Linked DNA regions of Homo sapiens: regions 2, 3 and 4 are each linked to region 1. The links are chromatin contacts, found by Hi-C or POLR2A ChIA-PET in ENCODE. All regions are on one chromosome and are shown on one strand. Each heading gives the region's core, a stretch centred on a gene start or an enhancer-like site at or near the end of the contact. The rest is flanking DNA. Distances are from core to core; before and after follow the strand shown.

The links. Hi-C counts contacts between places; a loop is a spot of excess contacts on that map. ChIA-PET counts read pairs that join two places held with the same protein, here RNA polymerase II (POLR2A). Pooled maps may share reads with other maps.
Region 2: a loop to region 1 is called in a map with no recorded cell type, with 9 times the contacts of the local background. The contact joins the enhancer-like site here to the promoter of MDM2 in region 1. A Hi-C loop is called at or near these places in 2 of 37 single-sample maps with no recorded cell type and 3 of 50 pooled maps. POLR2A ChIA-PET finds 5 or more read pairs at or near these places in 1 of 52 experiments (activated T-cell).
Region 3: a loop to region 1 is called in a map of B cell, with 9 times the contacts of the local background. The contact joins the promoter of DYRK2 here to the promoter of MDM2 in region 1. A Hi-C loop is called at or near these places in 2 of 168 maps with a recorded cell type or tissue (B cell and CD8-positive, alpha-beta T cell), 2 of 37 single-sample maps with no recorded cell type and 13 of 50 pooled maps.
Region 4: a map with no recorded cell type shows a loop between it and region 1 (25-fold over the local background). The contact joins the enhancer-like site here to the promoter of MDM2 in region 1. A Hi-C loop is called at or near these places in 3 of 37 single-sample maps with no recorded cell type and 6 of 50 pooled maps. POLR2A ChIA-PET finds 5 or more read pairs at or near these places in 1 of 52 experiments (CD4-positive, alpha-beta T cell).

What each region holds. Positions count from the first base shown.
Region 1 is chr12:68,806,547-68,809,564 of GRCh38, reverse strand. It overlaps MDM2 (MDM2 proto-oncogene), which reads right to left and starts at 1,388. Exons shown (of 11, transcript NM_002392.6): 1 at 1,074-1,388; 2 at 273-357. The coding sequence starts at 1,087. RefSeq lists enhancers at 411-800, 1-1,099 and a silencer at 1,301-1,690.
Region 2 is chr12:67,448,104-67,451,121 of GRCh38, reverse strand. All of the region lies in intron 3 of LOC105369812 (a long non-coding RNA gene), which reads right to left. Among named protein-coding and RNA genes, the nearest start is that of LINC02420, 7.1 kb to the right of the region's middle. RefSeq lists a silencer at 2,562-2,746. Within about 2 kb of position 1,446, at least 4 of the 41 ENCODE cell types and tissues checked have a DNase peak (open chromatin) inside an H3K27ac peak, as active enhancers do.
Region 3 is chr12:67,647,142-67,650,159 of GRCh38, reverse strand. It overlaps DYRK2 (dual specificity tyrosine phosphorylation regulated kinase 2), which reads right to left and starts at 1,415. Exons shown (of 3, transcript NM_006482.3): 1 at 978-1,415; 2 at 215-363. The coding sequence starts at 1,026. RefSeq lists silencers at 23-412, 573-1,232, 1,243-1,542, 1,643-1,752.
Region 4 is chr12:67,697,461-67,700,478 of GRCh38, reverse strand. No RefSeq gene overlaps it. Among named protein-coding and RNA genes, the nearest start is that of LINC02421, 31 kb to the left of the region's middle. Within about 2 kb of position 1,583, at least 7 of the 41 ENCODE cell types and tissues checked have a DNase peak (open chromatin) inside an H3K27ac peak, as active enhancers do; they include CD4-positive, alpha-beta T cell, where a contact is called at or near this core.

The sequences.
Region 1 (3,018 bases), core at 139-2,638:
AAAAATCAGTCACGTAACAAACGTAACTTCAACCACGCTTAACAATGTAATGGAACTAATTTTTAAAGCAAATGTGGCAAATGGCTAAAAAAATACTGACCAGTTCTTAACAGTTTTTAACTCCACGCAGTTACGCCAGAGGTAGCACACTTTAAGCTATGCACATACAATTTTATTTACAGAGCCATGCTACAATTGAGGTATACGAAATTTAGTTTATCACTTCATAAAATAAATTATTCTTAAAAGTTACACGAGACAAAAATACTAACCAGGGTCTCTTGTTCCGAAGCTGGAATCTGTGAGGTGGTTACAGCACCATCAGTAGGTACAGACATGTTGGTATTGCACATTTGCCTACAAGGAAAAAAAAGACACGATGAAAACTGGAAATCATGAAACATCTGTGGAAAATACATCATATATAAAGAACATAAACAACAGTTAAAACTAAAGCTACAAGCAAGTCGGTGCTTACCTGGATCAGCAGAGAAAAAGTGGCGTGCGTCCGTGCCCACAGGTCTACCCTCCAATCGCCACTGAACACAGCTGGGAAAATGCATGGTTTAAATAGCCCCAGCTGGAGACAAGTCAGGACTTAACTCCTTTTACTGCAGTTTCGGAACGTGTCTGAACTTGACCAGCTCAAGAGGAAAAGCTGAGTCAACCTGCCCACTGAACCGGCCCAATCCCGCCCAGACTACGCGCAGCGTTCACACTAGTGACCCGACAGGCACCTGCGATCATCCGGACCTCCCGCGCCGAAGCGGCCCCGCAGCCCCCGGCCCCCGTGACCTTTACCCTGAACTCCCGCGGAGACCTCCGAACCACCCCCACCCCCACCGCCGCGAGAGCCGTCCGAAATCCCGCCCTCCTCCCTGGCGGCGACTGCCTAGCCCCAGTCCAACAAAACCTCCGCAAAGCCACGTGCCCCATGCCCCGCGCCCCGCGCCCCGAGCCCCCAGCCACGAACCGCACAAAGGCTGCGAACGGGCAGAGGCTGGGAACCAGCGATAGAGGGGACACCGTCAGAGCCCAGACCCAAAAGTGACCGCTCGCTGCCGGGCCAGTACCTGCTCCTCACCATCCGGGGTTTTCGCGCTTGGAGTCGGGGGTCCCTCAAGACTCCCCAGTTTCCTTCACGGGGCGCGCGGAAGCACGACGCCCTGGGCCTCGGGGATCATTCCACTCTCCGGGCCAGGGCACTGGGCGCTCGTACGCACTAATCCGGGGAGGGACGGTGCTCCTGGCTGCGAAAGCAGCAGGATCTCGGTCAGAGGGGTCGCGGCCGCCCCTCGGGCTCGGCTTCTTGCTCCATCTTTCCGACACACAGGGCCACACAGGCCCCAGAAGCAGCCAAGCTCGCCGCGGTGCCTCGGTGCGCGCCCCCTACCGCCCGAGGGGAGCGCGCGGGTCGTCGCGGCGCATCCGGGCATTTGTGCGCGCGCACACAACCGGCCCCGCTTCCGCCAATTGGGTCCGGGGCTCGGCCGCACCACCTCCGGGATGATGGAGTGGGGGGTGTCGCCCCGCGGGCGCGGCGGGCTGTGAGGCGGGGTGGGGGTGTTGGCCGCGAGCTGAGAGGGTGGGGCTCGGCCTGGCGCGGAGCCAGCAAGGTTTGGCGCTGTGACACTCCTTTAGCCGTTGCGCTATGTTTGTATTTCTTGTGTTTACACTTCCCGCCCGCGGTGGAAACTGCGACAAATGCGGATCTCCGTGTCGCTGTTACCAAAAAGAAACCAAAATTAACAGCTGTTTAATATATTAAGCCCACTCCACCAGCCGCTGGAGTTGTACCCAAATGAGTTATTTTAAGGCCTGTTTTTAAAAAAGATTAAAAATAGCACTTAAGGCAGGCTTATACACCGGTGCATACAGCTGTTCTGGTTGGAGAACGAAGATGCTGGTTACCGTTGGCGGGGAGGGGAGCGGTTACTCTGCGCTTTTAGAATGTTTGGGTTTGGCTGGGCGCGGTGGCTCACGCTTGTAATCCCATCACTTTGGGTAGGCCGAGGCGGGTGGATCACTTGAGGTCAGGAGTTCAAGACCAACCTGGCCAACATGGGAAACGCCGTCTCTACTAAAAACTACAAAAATTAGTCGGGCGTGGTGGCGGTCACCTGTAATCCCAGCTACTCTACTCCGGAGGCTGAGGCAGGACAATCCTGTGAACCCGGGAGGCAGAGGCTGCAGTGAGCCAAGATCATGCCATTGCACTCCAGCCTGGGCGACAGGGCAAGACTCTCAAAAAAACAAAAACAAAGTTTGGGTTTGTTAATCTACACATTCATTATCATTAAAATATATACTTATATATTATGCACTCATTCTGACTCACCTACTTTCCCACAGAGATGTGGCAAAAACGTTTTTGATGCGGTCTCATAAATTGAGGACATAAAGAATTGAGTTAGCTAAACCCAAAAACACAGCCATTGCAAAGAAGGAACACGTTTCTTCTCTGGCCAGTAAGTGATTAGCTCCTTGTGAACAAGGACCTTTTTTTATAAAGTTATATCCTTCCCTTCTGCAGCTTTTTTTTTTTTATAAAGTTATATCCTTCCCTTCTCCCGCTTCCCAGCCTACCAGAAAGGAAACTTCCTTAAACATAGTGGTCACTCAGTTGATTTAAGTTGATTGCCAATATTATTAACTTAAGAGATTTAATATGTGGCTTTTAAAAAGATAATCTCATCTTCATCAGATCATATACAGTGGGGTTTCTAATAGACTCAGTGCTTGACCCTGGATGAAAGAAAATCTCAAGCAGTGAGAAAATGTAAGCATGAAAAGATAAGTGATAGGCTGCGCACGGTGGCTCACGCTTGTAATCCCAGCACTTTGGGAGGCTGAGGTGGGTGGATCACGAGGTTAGGAGTTCGAGACCAGCCTGGCCAAGATGGTGAAACCTTGTCTCTACTAAAAATACAAAAATTAGCCGGGCCCCGTGGCGGGCGCCTGTAATCCTAGCCACTTGGGAGGCTGAGGCAGAAGAATCGCTTGATCTCGGGAGGCAGA
Region 2 (3,018 bases), core at 197-2,696, 1.4 Mb after region 1:
GAAAAGAAGGAATGGAAATTCAGGAACTTCAAGGTCCCACTAGGGCACTGAGGACCAGTGTAGAGGAGGACTCATCCTGCACCAGACCTATAGGCATGGATTATACCATGCCCATGGTGCCAATTAAGCTTTAAGAATCACACTTGCTAGCATTGGAGAGGTTAGGGGGTCGGGGAGAGGTGGTACCTAAAGAAGGAAAAAGACGACTATCTGTGTTAGGCCATTCTTGCATTGCTATAAAGAAATACCTGAGACTGGGTGATTTATTTAAAAAAAAAAAAAAAAAGAGGTTTAATTGGCTCACGATTCTGCAGGCTTTACAGGAAGCATGGTGCTGGCCTCTGCTCAGCTTCTAAGAGGTTTCAGGCAACTTACAATCATGATGGATGGTGAAGGGGGACCAGGCACATCATGTGGCAAAAGCAAGAGCAAGAGAGAGAGAGGGTGCGGGGAGGGGAAGTACCACATATTTCTAAACAATCAGATCTCGTGAGAACTCACTCACTATGGTAAAGATAGCACCATGCCATGAAGGATCCACCCCCATGACCCAAACACCCCCCGCCAGGCCCCACCTCCAGCACTGGGGATACAATTCAACATGAGATTTTGGCAGGGACAAGCATGCAAACTATATCACCATCTGGTAACATCCTATGGCTATGGAAGGGAAGGGAATAGGCAAAATTGGTGGTTGAATTTGGTTGACAACCAAAACTCAGTGGACAACCCCTTTTTGGTATCCCAGTGGTAGAAGCCACTTGGAGAAGGTTGGGAAGCTGAATCAGCCCAGGATCTGTGTGGTCTTCAGCCTTCCAGGAAGTAGATCATGCTGGACAAAAACTTCAGACCTCAACCCACAGGATCTAGAAAGGCCAGGATGGAAGAAGCCACAAGGAAAGGAGATACTTAGAGCTCAGTGGTGCTGGTTAGGGAGTCTTTAAGGACACTTGAGAGCCAGCACCTGTGCCCTCATCCTGGCTTCAGATTCTGTGGCCTAAGTGCTAAAGCCTCCCGCCCACTCCTACAGATGTGAATGAGAGTCAGGGAAAAACTGGGGGTGGGTATGGGAGTCCGATGAGAGAAGAGCACATCAAACCCAGGGTATCTGTGAGAGGGAGCTGGATCCATAGGGCCTGCTCTGCATCTGCAAGTCCAGATGTAATGGCAACACACTTGGGCAGTTACCATCGCTACCTATGTGCAGAAGGCTACACAAACAGGAAGAGGAAATATTCAAGCACTGGCTCGTTCATTTTAACTCGAGAGTGTCTAAAACAGATCCCCAACAGCACGGAAAGTTTCAGTTTTGTAGTCAAGCAGATAAAGATGTGGCTAAGGAGAGTATTCTAAGGCAGATGCCAAGTGTATGCCCTCTGTGAGTGCAATGTGCATTGCCCATGGGCCTAGAGCATTCTAGAATAGATATGCAAAATACATGACCACTTAGGGAAAGTTGAGATGAGTCACTCTTTCTAAGAGTAACCGTTTAAAACATCACACTTAGTATCTCTGAGCCCCACAGCACATGCACTGTGAAGAATAAAAATTCAGATAACATTTAGACTTGCATGAACAATTGTTTTTTTTAAATAGACACCAAAGGAAACTCGAACCCAAATTCTAGATTCAGAATGCCCAACACTGCTTACCAGAGACAATGGATTTTGGTTTAGGTTTTAAAGAGTGATAAGTATCAGATTCAGATGCTAAGAGGTAAAAGGAGAAGACAGTTTTGCTGCTCACTCAGTGGGTTTTCTCAGTTTTAGACAAAGGTCACAAGGGATCTTGGGGGCTCCAGACACTATCGAGTAATTGGTAAAAAGGATGATCATGATATCAAATACCTGGAGTGCTAATTTCTTTAGAAACCAAATTATATAAGACCTTTGAGGCATGTGAACGTTCATCCCCAGTTCAGAACTGCCTGGAAGAAGCAGAGTTGACATTGTTCATTTTTAAATACTGTGCAAGTTCTGCTAGATGGCTAGCATCATAATGGGGTAAGAGCAGATCCTGAGTAGATCTTCCCTAGCACTCCTTAGCTGTTTCCCATGAACCTTAGAGAATCAAAGACCTATAGGCTTAGTGGATACTAAGAGAGATTTGAAGATAAACATGCCATTAAGGCAAAGCCCTTCTCTGACCTGACCCAAGCATGTCAGGCCAGAGACAGTAAGAAAAGGCACCAGAAAAGGCATTCCATGGATAAGAGAGAAGCCAGGGCCCTCCACCCTTTTGAACATTTTGAAAACTGAAAAGGGAAGGCCTGTAAGCAGATGCTCAGGGCCTTCATGATCTCTTTCAGCCAGGTTCTTGCACTAGTATCAGCTGATCAAGTCCTTTCCCTCAGTTTAAACCATGGACTACCGTACTGAGGGCTTAGGAGCTGTGCTTTCTGACATAGCAGGAAGATATCGGGAAGGTAGCTAAATTCTACTGGCAGAAGCTTAAACTATGTGAGATCTAATATCAATATCCTGTTTACAGATCAGAGCCATTGGCACATAATTAGGCAGTGAGACACCAATTCTAGGAGGTGTGTATACAAGGTGGAGGGGTGATCCACAGAAGCCTCCCCTCTGTGCTCTCCAGAGCCAAGCAAGACATGACAGGGAAGTAGAGGGTGGTCGTTTCGGTTATACAGATGCTGCACCTCTTGAAGGAGTCAGAGGCATGTGAGATTCCCAGGGTCCTAAGGGATCTGAGTTCCTTTATGCCAGAAAGCTTGGGCTTTCCAAGGTAAGGCCAATGGTAGCTCTCACTTATGTGGCTCCGGTAAACCTAACTGCTCCAGCCAGGAGGGACAAGATGGAAGCTCAGCATAGGAGGTGGTCAAGGAAAGAAACCTAGGACCTCTGAGGTTGAACTAGACTAGTGGTTTTTGTTTTTGTTTTTTTCAAGTAAATTTGAATTTGGCATTGAGATGGGCACAAATTAGAACAGCTTAAGGATGTATTATTAAAATGAGTGCTGAAATATTCTCTATGAAGACACTTTCCCCCAAGAATACTGTGG
Region 3 (3,018 bases), core at 166-2,665, 1.2 Mb after region 1:
GGGGCCCACGCCACGAATCTTCCTTTGTGGCTGCAGCTTTGGGCTCGCCCAACTTAACCAGGGCGGCGTCGACGAGAGACCATCGGCCCGAGGCGTGGGGCTGCTTGTATCTCGACCCCTCTTCTCCCGGCGTCAGACCCCTCCAAGTCCGGGTGCTTCGGCCTGGGGCCCCTCCCGCCCCCACCGCCCGGGCCGCCCGCGGGCTGGGTCTCACCGTGTGGGCTGCGGCGGCAGCGTTGCTGGCCCGGAGAGGCGGCAGGGCGATGGGGGAGGGCGGGCCAGTCCCCACTCCGCTCCGGGTGGCCCCTGCACCGAGCCCCGGGGAAGCCTGAAGCTGACGAACGGCGCTGTCCCCACCTCGGCCTGGAAGCCACGTGCGGGAGGAGACAAAAGAGGGTCAGGGGGGAGAAAGTCACCCAGACCCCCCCTCCAACCCCGCTGGGCAGCGACAACCCTCTTCCAAAGAAAGACGGAGGAAGAGACCGGGGCAGTAAAAACGGGCGTTCGGGTCACGGCTCCCCAGCGCACACCCACGGGCGGGGCGCGGGCAGCTGCAAAGTTAAGTGGGGCCCTGGCGCGCGAGTTCGCGACCCGGCGGGGGAGCCGGGCCGCGCCGGGGCTAGGCGGCCCACGTTGCAGACGGCCAGCAGCCGGGAGGTGGGTTTGGACAGCTGAGCAGGGAGCCACGGCCACGCCAAGCCCCGGGCAGCGCAGGGCGGGGCGGCAGGCCTGGACGGTCCCCGCCCGGGCCCCCGGCAGGCAGAAGCCTCTTCGGGCCGAGGGCTCCCCGCGGAGGGGCCTTCGGGGCCGCGCACAACCCTGCATGGAGCCCGGGGCGCGTCGTCCGCCCGGGGGCTCCCCCGCGCCGCGCCGCCGACTTTGTTCGAGGTCCCGCAGGCAGCGGCCGCCCGCGCCACAGGGGCTGCCCAGGGCCGGCGGGGGTCCGGGGATGCGGCGCGGCGGCACGGCCTCCTTACCGGTCGGGTAGGCGGCGGGAGCGGCGGCCGAAGGTTTCCTGGTTAACATGGCCGCTGGAGAGGAAAATGCATTTCAGGGCTGCCGTCGCCGCCGCCGGTCCTGCTGCTACTTCTGGCGGCCGCCGCCGCCGCCTCCCGGCCGCCCCTCGCGCGGGTCCCCGGCGCCTCGTCGCCGCCTCGCGTCTGCTACAGCCAGACACACACAGTCCACTGCATCCCCTCGGCCGGGGCCCGCCGCCGCGAGCCCCCCGCTCTCCTCCTCGCCGCCGTCCTCCTCTTCCTCGGGCGGCTGCAGCACCCTCCGGCCCGTGCACATGCCTCGCCCTCCCCTGCGCGCCGCGGGCCTCCCCGTCTCCCTCACATAGGGGCGCGGGGAGCTGGAAGCGCTGCGAGGACCGAAGACCGCCTGGCTCGGGAGCCTCTCCCGGGCCCGCGCGCGCGCGCCCCCGCGCACTCACACACAGGCGCCGGCGCGCGGCCCCGCCCCCGCCGCCCTCCGCCGCCCTCCTCCGCCGCCGCAGGCCCCGCCCCCGGCTCCCCCGGCCGCGGCCACGCACACCCCACCCCCACCCAACCTCCCGCCCGGCTCCTCTCAGTCCCCCGGTTTGCGCGCAGCCGCCCCTCCGCTCCCCGGAAAACTCGGCGGCCTCCGCTCGCCCTCCTCCGCCCCCTCCGGCCATCTGCACTGCTTCCCTCGGCTCCACTCCGGCGACCTTTTCCCCTCCCCGGCCCCGCGGCGCCCCTTCTCTGCCCTACAGCTCAACCTACCGCTGCTGCCCTCCGGCCGAAAGCGCCGCAGAGACCCCTCCCCTGCCATGCGCACCCCTAAACATAAATGCATTTTCAGCTCTTCGAACTGAATGGCTGCTCACAGACAGTACTGCTTCCCCGTCCCCCCATTCTTGGTCCCAGCGACTTAGCCACTCCCCTCTCCCCAATTCATCATGTAGATAACTTAGTTGTGCGAGGGTCACCTCGGAGAGGCAAGTCCCGGGAGGGGCGGCCGCTGAGCTCGTTGACCCTGAGCAGGGGCGAAAGAGGGGGCTGCCCTCCCACCTCCACCACACACCCTCCCCGGTTTACTGACACCAAGTGACCGCTCGCCAGTCGCTAGGACAAGGGGAGGCAGAGAGGCGCGTGTGGACGGCAGCTGGGGAAGCAGTTGGCTGTGGGTTGCTAGGCAAAAATAAACATCAGAGACATCTCCTATTTCCTTACAACTCCGAGCCTTTCCCCTGCGCGGCCACTGGGAGAGACACACCTTCCTTTCAGCTCTGCGGTGAGGGAGCGACACCTCGAATTCCTCTCACCCCACCCGACACATCTCTTTCCCCCTTCCCTTCCAAGACACGTGGAGAATTTCCCTGCCTTTTTTATTCGCCATATACAACCTCTCTTTTCCTTGAAGACCAAAAAAAAATTGCTTTCCCGTCTCACATCCGCGCCTCGTCGTGCGTGGCACACAGTGCGCCTCTGTTCAAAGGTCACAGGTTTTGCCACTTCAACTGTGAGAGGAGGTGGGGTGGGAAAGCCCGACAAATCCCGGATGACGGGGCAGAGTTATGCCATGCACTTCCTTCTCGAGAGGTGCCTAGTTTCTGAAGTTCTCTTGGGGCCAGGGGTCCATTATGCTCTGCCCCGCCCGAGTATCTCTGGCTCCTGGCTGGACCTACTGTGCAGGCCCGAACTAGTGCAGACTCCAGTCGGAAGGGAGCCACCTCCTGCGGAGTTTCATCCACTCTACTGTTTGCAAATTGTCATAGCAACCTCCTACAGAGCGCATCCGCAGCTTTATACAAACGCCAAAAACTGTTTCAAGGTACAGTGTGACCCTCTCAGAGTCTCTGGGACTCCTAAAGAGGCCTCCAAGTTAGGGTCACTGGGAGAGGGAACCTGTGACAAAAAGAATTTTCCCTAGTATTACGTCCCTCCAAACAAAACAAAACAAAACAAAACAAAACAAAACACCCTTTCGGGGCCTTCTCCTAATAAAGTAGACCCACAGTAAAATAATCCAATAATATGCCTTTAGAGGAATCAT
Region 4 (3,018 bases), core at 334-2,833, 1.1 Mb after region 1:
ATTACTTTTGGACCAACCTAACAGAAATGAGTATAATATTTACCCTTGGAAGTGACTGTGAGTGGAAGGAGGCACAAGAAGGCATCTGGGGTTCTGGTAAGATTCCGATTATTGGACTGGGTACTAATTATATGTGTGCATTCGTTTCATGAAAATGAGTTGAGCTGTGCACTTATTTGTGCACTTTCTGTATGCACTTCATACTGCAACAAAATGTTTACATTGTGCAGAACAATGTATGTATCCAATATCTTTCCCACCCATGAGTACAGAACCACACCTGGTTTGTTCACTACAATATCAGCATTCCCCGAACAGTGTCTAACACACATTGTTGCTTGTTGAATGGAAGATTAATGACTTTTTAAGAGAATTTCCTTAATACAGCTGATTTTTTTTTGTCCTCATCAGTGGAGCTATATTTACCCGTTTTATCAGATATCTTTTGATATTGCAAGGCAGTTGTTTCAGGTAGACCAGCTTGCAGACAGGAGAGCTGAGAGCAAAATGCAGTGAGGGAGATGGAAATTAAGCTCCCTGAGGTCAAGAACTTTTATACTGCTTGCTCACAGTGCAAGGTGGTGCTGTTCAGATAACTTTATGTGGGTAAGTCATTTAATCCTCATAACAACTAATGAAGCACCTCACAAATGAGCTAACTGATGAGAAAATTAAGGCTTAGAGAAGTTTTATAACTCAAGTAGGGAATAACACTGCCAGGATTTAAACCCTAAGTATGAGTTTAACTATGGTACTATCTTCTTACCTCTGCACATAGTATGCACTTGAAAAATATTTGTGTAAGAGTACATAATGGACCTCTCCATCATACCTTGTGTTTCTCCTCCCCACTTCCCCACACAGGCATAATTGTGTACTTACGATCTGGTCTCAGTGGTGGCAGTGGGTGGGGGGAGCTGGGAGAAGGAGGGCAAGGGAGCCTTTTAGCCCAGCCTCCTAGTTTAGACAGGGTCGCAGACATGGACATTTGACATCATCCCCAAGTGAGATTATATGTGCAGTAACTTTCACTCGTCTGACTGGAGGGAGTTGTCCCTCACACAACCTTAAACTTGGGTCCCACTGCCTATAGTATACCCTGTAGAAATGCTTCTTTATGTTGAAATCTTTTGAAAAGCAAAATAATTACATTGCACTTACTTAAATGCATGTGTTAAGACTACTAATTTCTTAAACATAAACATTAAAAAGTATACCACAGTGTTTGTAAGTCTGTCTTGGCATTTCTTCACTTTCTAACACATCATGAGTATTAAAAATAAAAAAACGGAAGTGGCTCAGGCACTTCTACTTCAGAGAGACCCTGACTAATGCCTAAGAAGTTGGTTTCTGTGTGCACGGCAGGATTTTATCTCATGCCAACCAGGGGTGTAACTACTGCTACATGGGGAGACACAAAAAGCCCTTGGGCTAATGTGAATCAGTGAAACCCACAGAAAACTGAAAGCCTCATTCAATTTCAACTCTTTACCATGCAAGGCTTATTGCTAGGGTGGCTTTAAATAGTCACAGAAATGCTTGATTTTACTTTCACTTCCTTCCTTCCCCATCTCAAACCTCTGTAGAGGTTCTTAGGAGGTTTCGATGACTAAATCAGATGATAACAGCAACATCTTTCACTTAGACAGACTTTACAGAACCTTTCGGTTTGGTCTCCTTTGGTCCCCTCAAAAGCCCAGGCAACAGCAATGACTACTGTTGTTTGATAGTCCTGCTGACTAACAACCCCTTCTCTACCCCAAAAAATGTGGGAGTGACTTTTCCTTTCATTACAGAATACTAAACAGCCAAGAATGGATCTCATTCCCCGTGATGGGGAGAAGAAAAGCAATACAGTCCAAAGGCTGAGAACCTTAGTATTGCCTTAAAAGTGCTTTGCTTATTGATGCCTTCACCTTCAATTATATGGAAAATTTTTTAATGCAGTTTAACAATTTTACTGTTTTCATCTACTGAAAAAAAATCAATCCAACACTTCTTTCAACATGCACTATAAGCTTGTGAAACTGTCCATGTGAACGAGGTGAAGGAATCAATTTTTATTTATTGAAGAAACCAAAAGTGGGGTAGGGGTGGGAAGGAATACATTTGGCAGAGGATGAAGCCATGTTACTTCAAAAGGGGAAAAAAAGAATATAACATAAAAGGGAAAATATTTCAAATTTGTAAGGAAAAATTGTTTTCACCAGAAAAATTTCCTCATGCTCTCATTTTTGTTTGGCTTTGTCTACTCATGGCATTCCAAGCAATCTGTCTCTTAGCACCACAGCTGTGAAATATATGCACTTACGGAGACTTCCCGGTTAGCCTCTTCACATTTCACTGGGTTTCATTGTGTGCAATGTCTTGCCATTGACTCTCACACTGTGCTGTGTATACTGTTTCATAATTCTGTTTTACAGAATAGCATTTTCATCTAATAGAAGTTAACATAATAAGGGAAATGGTGACAATAATATATGGTCACTAAACCATATTGCCATTTTGGAACAGTTTATTATGTACACTATGATCCATGTTATTCTAAAAGAATGGATGCATTCATGAGTAAACATAAGTACAGACTTTATAACAGAAATTTGCCTCTACTAGATTAGGAGTTGGCAAACTTCTTTGTCAAGGGCTAGAGAGCAAATATCTTAAGCTTTGTGGGCTATGCTGTCTCTATCTCAACTACTCAACTCTGCCATAGCAGGGAAGGCACCCAGAGACAGTACACAATATATGTAGACAGTAGACAGTGGACAATATGCAATGAATGACTGTGGTTATCCTAAACTTTATTTACAAAAACACACGGCAGTCGTGTTTGTGACACAGAGATGTAGTTTCCTGACCTCTGATCTAGAAGATAGGTATGTTTGCAACCACAACACAAAGGCTGCCCTGAGACTCTAAGCACTAAACATCTGTTTGGCAATTTACCTGAAAAGTTGTGGTTTTTTTTTTTTTAAGTTAAAATTAAAATGACTTTTCTCCTGAGAAAATATTTAAAAG